3 separate regions of the Homo sapiens genome follow, and all the other regions are linked to region 2. The links are chromatin loops, found by intact Hi-C in ENCODE. Cell type or tissue: PC-9. All regions are shown on one strand. Region 1 overlaps PLEKHA7 (pleckstrin homology domain containing A7). Region 2 has its middle 11 kb from the start of SNORD14A. Region 3 overlaps PLEKHA7 (pleckstrin homology domain containing A7).

The links. Hi-C counts contacts between places; a loop is a spot of excess contacts. Peaks named below come from ENCODE experiments on the same cell type or tissue, not always from the same donor. Only the 100,000 strongest peaks of a DNase experiment are listed, where the experiment ranks them.
Region 1: a loop joins it to region 2, with 11 times the contacts of the local background. A loop is called at or near these places in 3 of 110 quality-filtered maps.
Region 3: a loop joins it to region 2, with 7 times the contacts of the local background. A loop is called at or near these places in 70 of 110 quality-filtered maps.

The regions. Positions count from the first base shown.
Region 1 is chr11:16,980,845-16,983,344 of GRCh38, forward strand. All of the region lies in intron 3 of PLEKHA7 (pleckstrin homology domain containing A7), which reads right to left. Among named protein-coding and RNA genes, the nearest start is that of PLEKHA7, 32 kb to the right of the region's middle. RefSeq lists an enhancer at 781-1,419. In PC-9, no CTCF peak of the experiment used is centred here; DNase peaks (open chromatin) are centred at 957 and 1,727; H3K4me3 peaks cover 916 bases; H3K27ac peaks cover 2,392 bases.
Region 2 is chr11:17,062,126-17,064,625 of GRCh38, forward strand. No RefSeq gene overlaps it. Among named protein-coding and RNA genes, the nearest start is that of SNORD14A, 11 kb to the right of the region's middle. In PC-9, CTCF peaks have their summits at 1,479 (motif pointing left) and 1,690; no DNase peak of the experiment used is centred here.
Region 3 is chr11:16,787,387-16,789,886 of GRCh38, forward strand. PLEKHA7 (pleckstrin homology domain containing A7) reads right to left here. Exons shown (of 27, transcript NM_001329630.2): 22 at 2,389-2,492; 23 at 1,710-1,910. Among named protein-coding and RNA genes, the nearest start is that of C11orf58, 50 kb to the left of the region's middle. In PC-9, CTCF peaks have their summits at 1,157 (motif pointing right) and 1,356; DNase peaks (open chromatin) are centred at 865 and 1,205; H3K27ac peaks cover 1,599 bases.

The sequences.
Region 1 (2,500 bases), 81 kb before region 2:
CCACTGCACTCCAGCCTGGGCAACAAGAGCAAAATTCCATCTCAAAAACAACAACAAACCAGCAAGATACGGCCCAATGATGAAGGGTCTCACATATCAGTGTCTACTTTGGAGCTAATCTAAAAGAACACCAAGTACTCAGCACATAGTAGGCCTTTGATACCTTCAATAAACACAAGTCCCTCCTCTTTATGCAGAGAGATCAATGGGGACTCACTGAGGCTGTCTAGGACAGGGAGTGACAAAAGCAAATGTGCATTTTAGAAAGAGTGTTGCTCTGTTCCTCCTGCAGTCTCAGATGAGGCCCTTACAAGGAATGGAATATCGATGACCAGGACATAAGATTAAAATGACAAAATATAGTGATGGAGGCTCTTATCAGGTGTTTACTACATGCAGGTATGATTATCCTGAGTACTTCATATATGTTAATTTAATTCTCACAATGATTCTACGAGTAGACACTAGTATTATCCCCAATTTACACATAAGAAAACTGAGGCACAGAGAGGTTCAGCTGGCAGTGCTACCACCAGGATTCCAACCCAGTTGGCCTGACTTCAGAGCCAGTGTTCCTGACCACCCTGGTCCACGGAAGAGAAGAGCTTCCTGGAACACCTGCTGCTCTTCACCCCTCAGTGATGCTCCAGAACAGGCCACAGGATATCTCCCAGCCCCTCCAGCCCCCTACCCTCTCCCTTTCTCTCACTATTTCCAGTCAGCCCAGTGCAAACCATGCCCTGGCTAGAAACACCATTTTCCCCCAAGAGGCTGCTAATAGTAGACGGGGTTGGGGGGCGGGGCGGGGAAGGAGCTGCAATAACTTGGCTCTTGAGTTGCAAAGAGAAAAATGAAGGAATGAGGAGGAGTGGGCCACCAGATCCCCACAGATTCCAGGGTGGAGAATGTCCAATTAAAATGCATTCTGCCAGAGCCCAGCAGCAGCATTTCAACAGAGCCACCATTGTCTCCGTCTGAACTGCTGCTGCCCACAGCCCAGCAAGTGGCAACCAAACAGGCTGTCGTCATGGAGCCGGAATGCAGGGTCCTGGCCCTCCCCGAAGGCACCAGAAACACTGCTCTGTTTACCCACGTTGCCCTTATTTAAAAACAAAACAAAAAACCCCACTCCACCCTCGGCCCTTCGGCATGCAAGACACCAGGAAGGACAGACGGTGGTGAGAGGACACTCCATATGCCAGCAGCGTGAGGCAGGTCTGCCAGAAGGTTCCCAATGATCTGGCCAGGCTGGGGGGAACAAGTCTCCCCCAGGAAGCTGGGAAAGTACTTTGGAAATATATAAAAATCAGATACAAATAGATATCTGAATGGGGCATAAAGAAACTGTTAATGCCCTGGAAGGGCCCCAAGCCCCTTTACAAAAGCTTTATGCCCAAAGAATTTGGCCAAGGGCAAATGCAGGCTCCCTGCATAAATCAGAAACCTTGCAGGGCAGAGACAGACCTGTGTGTCCAGCCACCTCTGGGACACAGGCAAGCTTGAGGCGAGCCAGTTGCCCCTGGCTACAGCACCTGGCCCCCACCCCAACCCAGGAAAGGGGTGCAGGGGCTGAAAGCCTGGCTCATCCAGTGCTGAGCCCAGAAACAGAATGTCCAGGGTGACTAGCACATTCAAAGTGCTTACTGTCCCTGTCCCACTCTACAGAGATCTCAAGGACAGGTTTAATCAGGAACCCTAGACGAAAGCAGGAAGCAGAGTCAGTGGTGCTCAGAAAGCCATTCATCAGCTCTAGGCCAATGTGAAACCCGTGGTACCGGAGCCCCAAACAAACCAGTTCTAAAACCCGTCCTCCTGTGCAGCTCTCTGACCTCTGCCACCTGTGTCCACGACCTGACCCAGGCACAGGTGGCCCTCCATGCTTTAGCTTGGGTCTACCTCTCTTACCTCTCAGACTTCACCTCCCTCACTATCCCCTACACACACACACACACACACACACACGGAGAAAGAGAGACAGAGAGAGAGAGGGAGAGAGAGAGAGAGAAACTCCCAACTACTCCAGAGATACTGAACTATCTAGGATTCCTGGACTCCACACACTATTTCGAGACACTGCCTTACCTTCTGACTCAAAGGCCTTTCTTCCCTTCCTGACCTGGCTCACCCCTCACCCTTCAGGAGCCCACTCAAGCATCATGTGCTCTATTAAGCTTTCCTGGGCCTCCTACCAGATGATCAGGCTGAGTAACAGAGCAAGAACTGAACAGAGCCTCTTGGGACACCAGTAAACCTTTGCTTCATGGAGGTAGCACAGGGGATGGGAAGGTTGGAGAGGACTATAACTGACTCACTCTTATTTCAGAACCAAAAGCAATGGGGGAAGTCAGAGCAGAGAAGATTTCAGCTCAACCTGAAATGGAACTTCCTATCAATGAGAATGTGACAATTACAGGAGGGGCTTCCTTGTGAGGTAGTGAACTCTCCCTGTTATACAAAGTCATTGAGCAGAAGCAGTTTGGTCAGCACTGCTGCCGAAGGA
Region 2 (2,500 bases):
AGAATCAGTATTATTAAAATGTCCATACTACCCAAAGCAATCTACAGATTCAATGCAATCCCTATCTGAACCCTCTCCTCAGTGAGTGATTGTGTGAGTCCAGGCAGTGCTTCTCAAACTTTAATGGGCATCAGAATTCCCTACAGTTTGTTAAAATACAGATTCCCTTCCCTTGATTGTGTGGTTCTGTATGAGGCCTGAGATTCTGTTTTTCTTGTTTGTTTGTTTGTTTGTTTGTTTTTGAGACAGGGTCTCACTCTGTCGCTAAAGCTGGAGTGCAGTGACACGATCACGGCCCACTGCAGCCTCCATCTCCCAGGCTCAAACTATCCTCCTGCCTCAACCTCCCGAGTAGCTGGGACTACAGGTGTGCACCACCATGCCCAGCTAAGAGATTCTGCATGTTTAATAAGTTATATTCCCACCAGGTGATTCCGTTGAAGGAAGTTCCAGACTACACTTTGAAAAATGCTGCTCTAAGAGAATATGTGTCTGGAAGTTCTGAGAGACATGGAAGGGAGCAGGTGACCCGAGGTACATGTGTATAACATTTCTTTCTTTTTTTGTGTGTGAGATGGAGTCTCGCACTGTCACCCGGGCTGGAGTGCAATGGTGCAATCTCGGCTCACTGCAACCTCCGGCTCCTGGGTTCAAGCAATTCTCCTGCCTCAGCCTCCCGAGTAGCTGGGATTACAGGTGCCCGCCACCAAGCCCGGCTAATTTTTTATATTTTTAGTAGATATGGGGTTTCACTATGTTGGCCAGGCTGGTCTTAAACTCCTGACCTCGTGATCTGCCTGCCTCGGCCTCCCAAAGTGCTGGGATTATACGTGTGAGCCACTGTGCCCGGCCAACATGTGTATAACATTTCTAGAAAAATATGCAAAAAAACATTGTTAGCTTCTGAAAAGGAGGCTAGAAGTTCTGGTGTACGGGTAAGACCTGTTTTATATTTTAAAAAACTTTAATATTTTTTTCACCTTAAGCATGTACTACTTTCTTAGTTTAGAAACATTTAGCACATTGCCCAACAAAGAGTAGGTGCTCAGTAAGTAAAAGTTATTTTCTTTTTTGTCCTCTACCCAAACATTTGCTGCCCTTTCTCTTCCTCATTTCCTCCCCACCAGCAGTATTCCCATTCATGTCTTTGATTAATAAATATCAATGGAATACATATCATGTGCTAGGCACTGTTCTAACAGTATAGCTGCATACACACAACAGACACAGTTCTTGCCTGCAAGGAGCTTACATTCTAGTGCTCTCTTGTCCCCACCTTGGCACATTTTGATTCATGAATTCCTGCCTCCTTAGCTTTGTACAGGCCATGCCCTCACACAAACCTAAAGTACCCTTTCCAACTCCCCTCCTTCAGAACAGTACCTAAATTCTCCCTGAAGCTTTCCCTGAACCCCAGTGACATCCCCATGGGAGGCTTGATGGGAGCTCTGGACCAGGCTTCTGCTGCCCTCTGGTGGGGCTTCCTGGTGGCTCAAGGGCCAGTGCCCTGGGGACCTCTACTCTAGGGCCTGCCTCTCTCCACCTGGCATCTACGCAGTCTTGGGTGGGCCAGGCCCAGGGGATCTGTGTACCCAGAGTACACTGACTTCCCTGGACCTGGCTCAGACGTATGATCTGTGTGTCCCTAACTCTGAGCCAGACTGTCCCTAAAGGCCACAGTCTTTGTAGAGGCAATGCGGTATGGGACAGTAAGTAGTGCCACTGCCCGGGGGTGCTGGTAGTTGGGGAGGGAGGGAGGGTAGGGAAGTGGGGGAGGAGACACCAGGTAAAATAGCTTTAACAGAATTATCTTTTATTTCTTCCTTTTTTTTTTTTTTTTTTTTGAGACAGAGTCTCTCTCTGTTGTCCAGGCTAGAGTGCAGTGGTGTGATCTCAGCTCACTGCAACTTTCACCTCTTGGGTTCAAGCGATTCTCCTGCCTCAGCCTCCCAAGTAGCTAGGATTACAGGCATGAGCCACCAGGCCTGACTAATTTTTGTATATTTAGTAGAGACAGGGTCTCACCATGTCCCTGTGCCCAGGCTGGTCTTGAACTCCTGACCTCAAATGATCCACCTGCCTTGGCCTCCCAAAGTCCTGGGATTACAGGCATAAGCCACTGCACCTGGCCTTATCCTTTCTTTTATTCTTTGTTTTTATCTTGTGCCAAAAGCAACTGATACTCTTACAGAAACGTCAGAAAATAGAAACATGCAAAAGAATGATTCAAACAAATCCCATAATCCCACCTAGAGACAATTTCTTTTCACACCTGGAGCAAGAACAAAGAGGAAAGGGCAACTAGGCCAGGAGCCAGGAGGCCTGGACTCTAGTCCTTGTCATCCCTCCCACTGTGTGACCCTGAGCAAGTCCCTTCTTGGAGTCTAACTCACCCATACACAAAATGAGGACTGAATTAAGTACCTACTTGGTTTACTCTTCTGTGATTCTAAGTCAGGGGTCCCAATCCTAGATGCCTTTTAAAAATACAGATGTCTGG
Region 3 (2,500 bases), 270 kb before region 2:
CCATTCATGCACAAGCTCTCAATGACTCCAAATCAATGTAATCACTCTTAGGTGATGGTTTCCAACTATTGTTGGAAAGGATTAGGCAACTGAAGTTCCAAAGATGAAAAAATCAATTTAATGATTCACAAAGAAAACACTCATTTCCTTACACGCTCACAAATGCTCCAAATAGAGACAAGTCCTCATTTAAACCCAGCCTGATTGTTTCCACAAACAGGAAAAGTTCACTAGACTCTATAAGGTATCCTGGGGAAGAACCACGCCAATCCATTATTATTAAGCAACATGTTTATTGGCGTTGATGCAGAGACTTACACAAGTCTTCTTTTTTAAGAGAAAAATTACAAGGTATTCAAGTTACGATTTTTAGATAATCTCTACATTTGAGACATCAAATTATAAAAGGTCAGTGTTACCCCATATGACATTTGTTTTAAAAGTTTAAAGGTTACCAGGTTTGCAGCTTTTAAAGATATGAATGTCCTGGGCCTTACCCCTTTGGTGTCTGAGCTAGCAGCTGCAGAGAGGCCCTCTGAATACACAGTATATTTTGCTATCCCTTCAAGTTATTAAATACCAGAAACACAAAAGGTTTTCCATAAGAAATTGTGTGATTGGACTACAGGAATTAAAACCGAACAACCTCAGTCTTGGGAGAATGTATTCAAACGTGCAATCTCTGAAGTCCCTGTCTACTGTCCAGGTGTAAAGCATGGATTTTTATAAATTAATAATGCCCAGACCTCTGCCAATGACTGTGGCGTCAGGCAGCAGGTTGGCTCAGGCTTGTGGGGTGGCTTTTGGGACAAGTGAATTATGAGTCAGTAGGCCTGCATGAAGAGGGCAGCAGAAAGGTGAGTCACATCTGGGAACACTCAACAGGCTATGGAGACAAGAACCGCTATTACAAGCCCGGTAATAAGTAGCACAGGCCAGTTAGAGCATGTTCAATGCAAATCAGAAGCTTCTGTAAACACAATCAGGCAGGATTAGAGAGGCAATGAGCGGTAACACTAAAAGCAAAGGAGCTTGTGCAATGAATTAGGGAAAGAACAATCAGGCTAGAGGTTTAGGGAAACATGGGATTTCAAACAACAGGGAAAAGTCAAATGGAATGTTTCCAAAGGGACCTAAGGTGACTGTGGACAGGGCGCAGCGCCAGGAAGCGCCACCAGGGGGCAGCACAGGCCTCCCCAGCAATCCCAGACACCCTGAGGCCTCTGCACTGCAAGCCCAGGGAGACCAGTGGCCCTTGGGGCAGGGGTGTGACCCCGTGCTCCATCACCCTCACACAGCATCTGCTGGCAGGTCTGGGAGGCTGATCAGTTTGCTTGTGCTTCTAACCAAATCATGTCACCATCTTCCTCCTCTCCTCTCTGAACCCTGTATTCCCAGGTCCTGAATTCAGCCGAGATTCCGAACGCCTGCAAAGGCCCCTCTCCATCGCGGCTGGGAGGACTGACTGGGTATTTCCTCAGGCTCCTGGGCCTGTTTGATCCTCACTCCAGCTCTGGTTCAGGTCACCCTCTGACCAGGCATTCGTCCAGCCTGGGTCGTGGACAAACAGCCCCGTGGGGTGTTCTCTGAACCATGTAGGTCAATGGACAGCTCTCTCACTGGGAGGTGTGATGTGCTTGTGTTTGGGGGACTCTGAGGGGCACTCGGCTCCCTGTCCCTGCCCCGCTGCCTGGCCCCTCCTAACATACTGAGCCAAGATCTCCAGGGAGCGGCCGGCTGAGGTAGCGAGATGAGGGCAGGCCCGTCCTCTCCCCTTGGCCCAGTGTCCTCTTGCGCTCTCGGACCAGGGCCTTCTGGTGTCGCTTCATGCGCTCCAGCTGCTCCTCTGCACTCATCTTGCCTCGCTGGTGATCCCCTGAGTACAGGCGCTCCAAGGCACTCTTAGGTCTCTGAGGAAGAGGAGGCAGGCAAGAGAGACACAGAACAGCTGGGCTGGGCACGCAGAGGACAGCCACCCTGCTGGCTGCATTCCCGTTGTCTCTCTCTCACACACATGCACACTCTAGTTGGGCTCCTCTTGGCCTTAGAGAACTATTTCCTCTAAGCAACACGATGCCCCCAACCCTCAGGAGCTTTCTGAGTAGCACCCATTCTGCAGATGCAGACACTTAGGCTCAGGCCTGTCCAGTGAGGCCAGAACCCAGGGTGCAGGCTTCTTGAGCTCCCTCCTGCCACCCTGACAGGCCAGAGAGAAAGGCAGGATGCCCTCCTTGGTGGACAGTGGGTGACAGGGAGCTCAGGAGGGGCTGAGGCCACCCCAGAGGCCATCCCCAGGGCTGAAGGGATGGCCAGTTACTGTCCCCCTGGGAGACCCTCCCTCCCCATGTGAAGGAGCAGGGAGGTCCTCGACAGCTCAAGGCCACTCACAGGGAAGGTCGCCTTGCTGCTTTCGGCATTGAGACCCCTCCGGAGTGTGACGTAGGGAGCAATGGTGGACGACTGCTGGAGCCTTGACGTGGACCCTGAGAGCCCTTAGTGA